Regions from separate parts of the Homo sapiens genome. Here region 1 is linked to region 2. Evidence: chromatin loops called from intact Hi-C (ENCODE). Cell type or tissue: heart right ventricle. All regions are shown on one strand. Links, peaks and the distances in the headings refer to the core of each region. The heading gives the core; the rest is flanking DNA.

Region 1 (5,390 bases), core at 122-5,121, 160 kb before region 2:
TGGCCAACATGGTGAAACCCCGTCTCTACTAAAAATGCAAAATTAGCCTGGCGTGGTGGCGCATGCCTGTAATCCCAGCTACTCGGGAGGCTGAGGCAGGAGAGTCGCTTGAACAGGGGAGGTGGAGGTTGCTGTGAGCCAAGATCACGCCACTACACTCCAGCCTGGGCAAAAAGAGCAAAACCCCATCTCAAAAAACAAACAAACAAAACTAAACAAAAACCAGAGAAGATGGAGATAATTTAAAGAGAAAATTAAGAATGTAAATAAAAATAACTTGATGAGTGTGCTGAAGGCTGCTTGATTAATAGTGCCAGCTAACATTCCGAAGGAAAAGAAAGTGGATTAAGATTTTTCAGGAGGGAAGAGAGCAGCACACAGGTGAGCCCGGTGGATGTCGTCACTGAACATACGATAGACTCTGTGGCAGAATATCCACACTTAGCCCTTACCTAGCCCTGATTGCCTGCTTTTCTGGGAATCAAAAGAGACTGAAAACCAAATAATTTTGCTCCTGCTAGGAAGTCTGGTAAATATCTGTCAAAGAGAACCTTCAAACTATTGACTATAATGAGGTTTGTGTATCTAATTTATCCATACTAGTCTCCTCTTCCATTATCATTGATTATGGAGAATATGCTATACTTCCTTCAGTAAAAAAGCTATATGAAAATGTTTAAAAAGCTGAGTTATACATGCTAAGCATACAGGATAATATGCAACTACCCAATTTTAGTCATTTTCATGACATTCATTGAAACCTGAATACAAATAGAGAAAATTTTCCAAATACAGAATTATTTTAAAGCAGAATAAGAGTTAAGATGCCTCAAAGAAGAACGAGATTTTAGAAATAATTATAATACACAAGTATTTAAGATACTTTGAGAGTCAGCACTGATTATAAAGAGTTAAGGAGTAAAGAACAGACATACATCATAGTCATCTGTCAGAGTAAATAGTTAGAGGGCATATTCTAGCTTCCTGCCATGTATGTTCTTGTTGAAAGAAAATGTTCATTTACTCTCCCTGTCTCATTTCTCTCAATCTGACCAATTCATTTATCTCTTTCTGGCTGTACTTTCTCTCTCAAGATGTACCCATGACCAGAATACCACTCTCATGGTTACCTTAGAATCTCATGGCCTCTGCTTTGCCCAGCCTCAGGCTCGAGTCACTTGCATGACACGCTCTGTGCCCTCTCCTCCTGGTCCAGATAGCATCAGCAAACACCCCAACCTGTGAAATGTTGGTCTACTCTAATTCTGTACTTCTAAATAGGTTCTCCACGGATGCTTAATATCTTCTTTATTATTATTATTATCTTTCAAGTTCCTCATTCAGTTCCAGAGCTTTTATGTCCCTCAGATCATCAGCCAGCTCCTCATCTCCAATCTCAGCAGAATACTGTGTCCCCTATGGGATTACTTATTCACTAGGTGGAATTTAGTTATAAAGATAATTTCAAAGCTGTCAGAAAATTTGAAGATAATCTTGTCTATCTCCTCAATTTACAGATAAAGAAACTAGGGTTAGATGTTAATTCCCTATGTAAAATGGAAAACTTTTGTCAAGAAAAAATTAACATTGAGGCTCTTCTTTCAACATGTTGAAATTTATATTACTCTGTCAAAGAACTGTAGTATCGGGTTAGCAATTCATTTTCACTTTATAACATTCTTTAAATAAGAGAAACAGCAACAGTCTGGATTCCTTCCCTGTTGCCCAGTTCCATCTTCTAACCCCAAATCACAGTACTTTCTCTAATATCCGTAAACCCCTACTCATAATCCCTAAATTCACTTCTCTGGTTGTTTGCTTTGATGTGAAAAAAACGTATTTTAATATCATACTCTTGAAAATGCTCTCTACTGCCTGATGTATGATTGATAGTTCTGAAAGAAAAGGGTTTGAAAACTGTTTACAAATATTTGGGTGTTGGCTGTTATGTGGAAGAATGTTCACTCTTATGTGATTCTAAAAAAGCAGAACTTGGATCAGTGGATGAAAGTTATAGGGTTGCCCCTTTCAGCTCAACATTCCATCAGTCAGCAAATATTCCTGGTATTCCCTATATACCAGGCATTTCTGGGGGCTGGGGATACAATGATGACAGAACTCAGTTCCTGCTCTCTTAGAGCTTCAGCTTATATTCTCTGTGGCCTTTAGTAATTGGCCAATAATATGATACACTATGACATGATATAATTAATATGATAATGATTAGTGGACCTAGAGTATAATGTCAGGTAATAGTATTATAAAGAAAAATAAAGACGGGTAAGAGAATAGAGAATAATTGGCAAGTCTCTCTGACAATGTGACATGTAAGCCAATAATTGAATGTATCTAGAGACCAAGCCATGCAGAGACCTGGAGTAGGTTGTTCTCATTAGGCATAGGGAATTGCACATATGTCTTGATTTTGGAATATAAGAAATTGGCTTGATTGTGATTTAGTGAGTTCTCTGTTCTGGAACTGTTCATAGTCTGGATTACCTGCCAAGGAATTTTAAAAGGTATCCCTACATTTGTTAGGAGGTCAAACTAGTCAACCTATCTTGAGATTCCTCTGCAGGTTTAAGATGGCTTAGAAGACAAAAAACCAGAAATTTAGCAGAAGAAAAGATGCAAAATTTATTTGAGGAAGTAAACAATAAAGCCGTAGTTTAAAGACTTTTTATGAATATCCTTGCTCTATGTTGACATTGAAACTTGGGAAGAAAATAGAACTAAATATAAAAATGAAATAGGGGCATGTTGAATCAGAAGTTAAAGTGATTTAGGTCATTCAGTTATGCACAGATGCATAACTATTCACCAAATGATTCAGAAATCATAGGAAATGACTTATAAGAGCTGATACTAAACTTTGTACGGGAAGTAATTTTGTAAGAAACAATTGTTTGTAAGTCTTGCATGATGGAACATTTTAAATTAGAATACCAGAAATGGTTGAAGGAGTATTTATAGATTTCTTTGAGCTCTTCTGAAGAAAAGCATTGCCACAGATTTTTGTTTTAATTTTATTGTTTTTTTCTTTTTAAAAAAACAGGCATCAAATGAAGGTAATTAAAATCAGAATTTATTTACTGTTGGAACTAAAAAAAGTCTACTGATTTATGTTTTTGTATCTTTATTCTTAGCAGAGGAAATTTATTTTAAAATTTAAACTGAAGAATGTAGATACTTCCTAGCAAAACTTCTAGCATTATAACACGGTATTTTATCTTTTGGAGTATATGGTAAATGCCACGAGTGATGGGTAAATATGTGGGCATATTTCAGCATCAGATTTTGGCAATCAAAATGGGCTTACATGGACAATATAATATGTACCTCATATCCTGATTTTAATCAAGTAGTTTTACAAACCAGAAAGAGCTGTGCTTTTTCCTCATGTACGTATATTTCCTTCCTCTCTCTAAATTGAACACGTATCAAAATCAGTGTAAACTGTACACAGAAATTGGGAAGTAGACACAACGTGAGAATGGACACCAGGAAGCCATTATTGCCACTTAAGAGAGGAGGACAATTGAATGCCACAAAGGATAAAATGTTTGTGAAACATAATGTTGCAAGTCAAAAGAAAATGCCAAGAATTGAACATACAAGAGTTTCTAGTCTCTGGACCAACTCCAAGCTCATTCTTCTGCATAACTGACATTTATGGAGACCAGATATGGTGCCACTGTGGTATATGTGAAATTAGTTCTGCCTACTTAGTTTCTGAACATATATGTGTATTACACATGTATATTTAGCCAAAGAAGGGCCGTATTTTGCCATGTTCTCCTCCAACATATTTTTCCAATAGCATAGGGGATGTCTAGAGGAAGTTGAGACGAGGCCAAGGTATGACAAATGAGAAGGGTCAGGCCAATATGGAGGTGGAGAAACATCATGGTTTTAGCACGTGTGGTTGATAACATTGTTTCTGCTTTACTTCTGTATTTTGAATGGGGATATTGTCAGGGAGACCAATGAAGCTGAACTGTATGAAATATAAAAAGTTACAGAAGAGAAACAGCTGCTCAAAGCTAAGTTTGCTTTCAGGACTTGTCATTTATGGAGATCGCAGGCTTTCAATCTAATGAAGAGTGAGAACAATTTGAAAAGTGAGTGAAATAAAACAATTAACAGAGCCACATGGGGCCAGGCATTATTGTTTAGGGAAGAATACTGTACTTGGGGCATAGCAATTCACAAAATAGTACCTACAACATTCCGGTCTTACATCTGTAGGTGTGTTTCTCATTTTTGTAGAACTGGTTTGAGCATAGGAAACTGATCAAACTTAAGAGAACATACAGGGGAGAACACTCATATTGACAGCTCACTTTAAATTCACCCACGATAACTGGCACTTAGAAACCATGGACAAATTAAACTGTGGATAAACTAAAGAATGTTTGTGATGTTTATAAGGAACTTCTGACGGCCAAGAATTTGTACAGGCTGTTTTCTCTGTAAAGAATACTTGTCCACACAACCTCAATCGCCTAACCCTTGGTTATTGTTCAGATGTTGCTACAGATATTTTCCCTAGAAAGCCTTCTACTACTCCAAGACTAGATTAGGTGTCCTGTGCTCCTGTATAGGGACTGTTACTGTACTTATAAGTCTTGTTAATTTCTTGAAGGCAAGAATGGTGTTTGGCCAGCTGCTGTAACCTTACACTTAGCACAGCTCTTCCTAATATGAAAGAGCTTCAGATTTGCTGGAGCCAAGAGTCAAGGGGAGGAGCTGGGAAAGAATTAAAGCTGTAAGAAGTCGTCAAATTATGAAAGATCTTAAACACCACGTTAAGGAGTTTGGTTATAGTTCAAACTTCTACTCAGTATAAAGTAGAGCTCATAAACATCCTAAAATGTAGTTATAATTTACATTGCTAACCAGTCACAGAAGAAGGAAAATCAAGTGATTCAAATATATTTTATGCTAGTTATCAGGAACCCACGGGGTACCATTTAATTCTGCTGATATTTCATCTTTCCAGCCACATACTTTGACATATTATGGGACAGGAACCAACTGTTGTTCTTACTTATAAAATGGATCCTTAGATTCTGGGAGATATGATTGTAGTACGGAAGAGAGCACTCGTTCTGCATGGCGTCCTGTGCTTTCGTTTTTGTTCTGCACTGCATGTTTCAGGAGCCCAAGGCAGGGGCTGCTATTTTTTTTTAAGGATTTCCTTGGCCTTGCCCATGTCAACACATTCATTTGATCTCATCCACCTGAATTTAGAGGCTAACTGAGAAGAAACCCTACCCCTCTGGAAGGAGTATCACACTTTATGTCCTCAGAAGATTGAAGAAATCATGACTGAGAAGCTCCCTGTTTTAGATCATCATGTGAGACTAATGATATGAGTGCCTTCTCAA
Region 2 (5,390 bases), core at 64-5,063:
GTCTAACCATCAAACGTTTTTGATAATGTCCTGTCAGGTCAAATGGTCATACTTAGTCCTCATCTCTTTGGCTTCTTTTAGCCCTTGAGTCAGGTGTGCACCCCTGTTTTTATTGAAACTTCTCCTCGCTGGGTCCATGTGGCACCATGATATTTTGTCTCTTCCTATGTTGCTGGGACCACTCCTCTTTGTCTGTTCACCTGGCATTTCCTTATTTTCGCTTCCCTTACACTCATGTGTGCTTTTAGCTTTTTTCTTTCTCCTTTTATTTTTCTGACAATAGCTTCTTTGCCACACTTATCCATTCATTTCAGAGATGTATAGAGGAATGAGCCATGTATTTGTGAGTTGCTTTCATCTATTTTACTGGGAAACAGTGGCATAGCTCTTGGTACATAAATCCCTCAGAAGGCTGTATTGCATCTCTAAGATTAGTATAACATTACACCACTGGAATTAAATCAGTCTTCATTCACTAGTGAACAATGTTCTCATGGGTGAAATTACTCTAAAAATGATCCCATGAGAGTTTTAATATCTAATCTTATTTTCTGGGTTCTTTTCACCTATGATATACAATTGCTATTTCTTATAAACAAACTACTCAATAAGAAACATTACTGATCTTGGCAAGATATAATAAGTTATGTAACTGCTTGGGATTCCAAATAGGAATTCATGGACTGTTATATCCACATAGAAAGAGAGCCAAAATTGAAGTTAATGATTTTATAGGGGCCACAACAACAACACATATGCTGAGAGATATTTCTTTTGAGTGAAGCAATGGAAGCTCCTATAAAACTGCCTTTTCCCAGTCACTCTATTGGAAACTAATTAATAATTTTTTCCATTTTAAGCATTTTTGAAGAAATAACATCTTTACTTATAGTCAGAAAAATTCATATTCTCATTGAAATTATTTAGTGTGATTATCCATCTTCACATACAACTCTGTCCTTGAGAGATGAAATGTATCATGCTTTTAACGACCTCTAGAGAAAAAGATTTCAGAGCTTACTTTTGGTGACTTATTCCAATGACTAAATCCCTTCAGGAAATTATTTTTCATCTAACCTCAGTACTTCATAATATGCTTAAATGTTTCCTTTTACTATGTCCTTGCTGAAAATGTCTATAAAATAACTGTAAACTGGAAACCCATTTTAAAAAATTACTCCTTGCCCACTTTCTTTAATTCAACTCCAGTCTTGGAAAAAAAAAAGTCTTAAATCATTTCTGAGATACTCTGAATGCTTTCCAAATAAGGTGCCCATTTTATCTTTAATTTTAAAAATTTTGCATATACAAATTTATTTTTCTTTTTACAGTTTTATAGTTCAGAGTATTTGATATTGTTTTAAATAGAATATATGCTATTATAAGATATAAGCATTTAACTAGACTTTAAAAATGCTTTTTTAACAACTGAACCTCCCGTCAAGTTTACACCAATAACTGTCAAAACAAAAAGATGGTCTAAGACTCTTTTTGTGCTGTTAATTCTTTTTAACTTCCTGACTTTTGTGGCTGTTGTTACTCTTAGGCAGGATTATCACGGTGTAACATAAATAAGAGATTAACTTTACAGTCACTCTCCATTCACCATAAAACTCCTTGACCTACTCAAGTCCAGTAGGGTCAGCGTTTTCTTTGGCCAGCTTGAGTGGTTGGCTTTGGGACTGTGGGGCTCACGCCATGGAATACTGTCAGCACAAGGGATATCCTTTGGAAAATAACAAAAACTCACTCTCTCACTTTTTTTTTTTCCTTTGCCTACAAACCCAGGGAAACTCTCATTCCTCAATTCATTAATGACAAAGAGTCTAAAGAAGTTTGTAAGGACAAAGAAAAGCTCTGCTAATTAACCATTGTAATGTAATCATAATCAAGATTTACTAAGTACTTTTTGTGCCAGGTAGCACATAGATTGCACAAAAGACAGTTTCTGCTGACAAGTTTTCTGCCAGCCCTGGGTCTCAAGCCTCAACAGTTTGACGATTTGTGCCAAAGGCTTCTGATTAATTAGGAAAATTCAACAAGCGTTTATGAAAATGCCACCCTCCCCACCCAAGTCATTTAGATATAAGGTAGTGTTTTCCTGTTATATTTCCAGTAAACAAAAGGATATTGGTTGATTGTTGGAGGGGAGTTGATTGTAACCTTTTGGCTCTAAATAAATAATAAGCCTGTGTCTTAATTTCATTTAATGGCTTGGAATTCCTAAGCTATGGAGTTCGTGAGAGAAGCAGAGGAAGTACACACATTAAAAAAAAAAAAAAAAAAAAAAAAAAAAAAAAAAAAAAAACAGGGAAAGAGACCTGTTGAACCCCAAGTGGCTTCCTTTTCCCAGCATTAATTTGCAGGTGGACTAAATCCACAGCCACTCCTCATGACAAACAGATGAACTGAATAATTTCCAGTTGTCTCTCATGCTGTCTTTGAGCCTGGGAGCAGGTTGTACATACCCTCAACTGAATCAATGAGGGGAGCAGTGTTGAGGGGCTTTGGACTAAACGAGATTAGAATTACTGAGAAGTTGATAGAGACGGATGTTTTCAGTTACAATTTTAACTAGACATAATGGCTTCCCCACAGGAAAGTTCATGAATCCATAAACCTAGTCCAGTGCTCCCTTACAGGAAAGGAGCTGTTTATTAGTGTGGTCCATGCCACCTGCTCAGCTATCAAATGCACATTTGTTCTCTTGGGAACAGTAGGGTGGAGTAGTTACTAGAAACAGGGCTGGGAGCCAGCAGTATTCCACTTCCAAATTCTGGCTGACTCCTCTAGTGACCTCTGTCTAGTCCCTTCAATAAAGCTAACCACTGCTTATTTCAAACTGAAGCCAGATGGGTAGTGTCTTGGGAAATATCCACACTTCACTGGGATTTCTTTGCCACAGGATTCATTCAAAATTATCCTTGTAATCAACAAATATTTATTGAATATCTTCTATTAACATGCATTAATAAATGAGTCAAAGGGGCATGCTATACCTGGATTTACATGATGTGATTCTAAAAACCAATTTCTTTTTAGAAAGATTGTTGTGTACACTGTTTTGTAAAGCATGGGATTTTTGAGGAAGAATTTATGTAAATTCATCGATCTATCTAAGATTTCTATAAGATTTCTATAAATTGAATTAGCCCTGTAGCAGTTATTAGGTGTGGTCCATAGCATACAAAATTAATTTTAAAGATAAACATCAGTGACAAAACAGAGCACAATTTTTTTCCCCTACAAAGAATCAGGATGCTAACATACAAATTCTTTTTTATTGTTGCTATTAGAACAGAGGGAAAAAAAGGTCCCCGACCTTGGAACCCTATGTTTGTGCAATTAGAATCATGCGGGTGAACAATAACAAAATATTCTCCCCACCCTCTGAAGGGGGTGACAGCTCCTGGGCACAGTGATACTCCATAAACAGCCCAAGTGGCAGAACATCCCTAGCAGCAGAATCCACTGGCTGCTTCCCAATCTGAATGTTTTTGTACTATCCTTGACTTCTACAGTTGGCAGAGAGAGGGAAAAAAATGTTTCAGAAAGTAGAGATGTTGAAGGGATGGATGTCCAGAAATGGAAGATGGGGAAAGAGAAATGTTTCTCTCACACTTTGTGATGCATCGGAAACAATAACGTGGTCACTTTAGAGATCCCAAATGTTTTAGAAGTGCAGAAGGTAACAAAAACCTCCTGATATTTCAAAATGCAAATCACCCAGCTTCATCTCTTTTTAAGAACCTTCGCATTACTGTAGGGTACAAATAGAGAAACAAGTACAACTACAGTCCCAGCGAAACATACTCAGACTCTCATAAAAACTCCACTGGTGAAAACAGTTACTCGAAGAAGCCAAGTTAATCCTGTGCCTGAGTCCTCCGAGTCCTGCTAAGACAGCTCTGGCCAGTGACATTCACCCATAGTGCATTCCTCTCGGCCCACCTGCTGCCGTAGGATCCTAGTTTTTCAAGCCCTCAATGAAGTAAAGAGCTAGAGTTGAAGATGGAAGGCAACATACAGCTAGAAGCACAAAACATGAGCATATACTGTTGGCCAGAGTCTTTCAGCAGCTGGTTTTTCTATGACTCAGTTCCCCATTCTAAGAACGAGTCTACCAGAAATATTTTCTTATCACAAATATCTTATTGACAGCCTCAGGCAAAGCAAATGAGAAATAAGCCAGAAAGAAATAGGTCTGAATTGATCCCAAAGAGAAACTAGCCTTTTCCAGTCATGTATCAGGGATTTGCATGGTAGATGTAGGTCATCTGAGAGGGCTCTAAGCTCTGCCCTATGAACACAATGCTTTCTTTTCCTGGTTTTGCATATGTAACATCATTGTCCTCAGAAGTCATCAAGTCCCCATTAGCTTGATGGGATGTAGTAATCAGCTGGGGTTGCCATAACAAAATAAAAGCCACCCAAAATGGGTGGCTTTAATGACAGAAATTTACTTTCTCAAAGTTTAGGAAGCTAAAAGTCCAGGATGAAGGTGTCAGTACAACGGGGTTCTTGTAAGCTCTCTCTTCTTGACTTGCAGATGGCTGCCTTCTTGTCTCTGTGGTCTCTGAAAGAGAGATATCTGGTGTCTCTTCTTTTTCTTAGAAGGACATCGATCCTATTGGTCGGAGTCCCATTCTTATGACTTAATTTACTCTTAATGATCTCTTTAAAGGTCTTATCTCTAACCTGGCTGTGGTGGTGCACACCTATAATCCCAGAGACTGAGGCAGAAAAATTGCTTAAGCCTAGGAATTTGAGACTGGCCTGGGCAATAAGCAAGACCCCATCTCAAAAACAGAATGAAAGTTTTAAAAGGCCCTATTTCCAAATAGTTTCATTGAAGGTTAGAGCTTCAAAACATGGGTTTTGGGGGGACAGAATTCAACCCAAAGCAAATGATAAATATTGATTAGTAATTATTAATCAGTCATATGCACAGAGCACTCATATTGTCCAATTAAATTACTAATACTAGCTAATATTGTGTAGATTAACTGAATTAATAAAATAAGCCAATTGAAACTTAGCAGAAAACATCTCATTTTATGCCATAGGCAAATAAAACAGGAGACACTTTACAGAATTTTTTTAGAGCCAAATAAATTAGTCTGAAATCCCAGTTCTGCCACTCATTAGCTATAAGGACTTGGGCAAGCAGCTTAACCATTTTGAACCCCAGATCTTCTTTATGGGTTAGTTAAGGATTGAAATAAAGTACTTTATATTAAGTGTTCAGTGCCTGACATACATTATACACTCAGTAAATGGAAATTAATATTATGAATTATCATTTCTATTATGCCAATGTAAATATCAAAATTGAACTAACTTCATTAGCAAGTGGACATCTGTCAGACTTCTATGGTACATTAAGTGTT

Evidence for each region. A loop is a pair of places that touch in the nucleus more often than their neighbours do. Peaks named below come from ENCODE experiments on the same cell type or tissue, not always from the same donor. Only the 100,000 strongest peaks of a DNase experiment are listed, where the experiment ranks them.
Region 1: a loop joins it to region 2, with 1.8 times the contacts of the local background. A loop is called at or near these places in 2 of 110 quality-filtered maps.

The regions. Positions count from the first base shown.
Region 1 is chr4:165,622,635-165,628,024 of GRCh38, forward strand. No RefSeq gene overlaps it. Among named protein-coding and RNA genes, the nearest start is that of LINC01179, 59 kb to the right of the region's middle. In heart right ventricle, for the core only: no CTCF peak of the experiment used is centred there; no DNase peak of the experiment used is centred there; H3K4me3 peaks cover 360 bases.
Region 2 is chr4:165,782,147-165,787,536 of GRCh38, forward strand. No RefSeq gene overlaps it. Among named protein-coding and RNA genes, the nearest start is that of TLL1, 88 kb to the right of the region's middle. In heart right ventricle, for the core only: no CTCF peak of the experiment used is centred there; a DNase peak (open chromatin) is centred at 2,735; H3K27ac peaks cover 854 bases.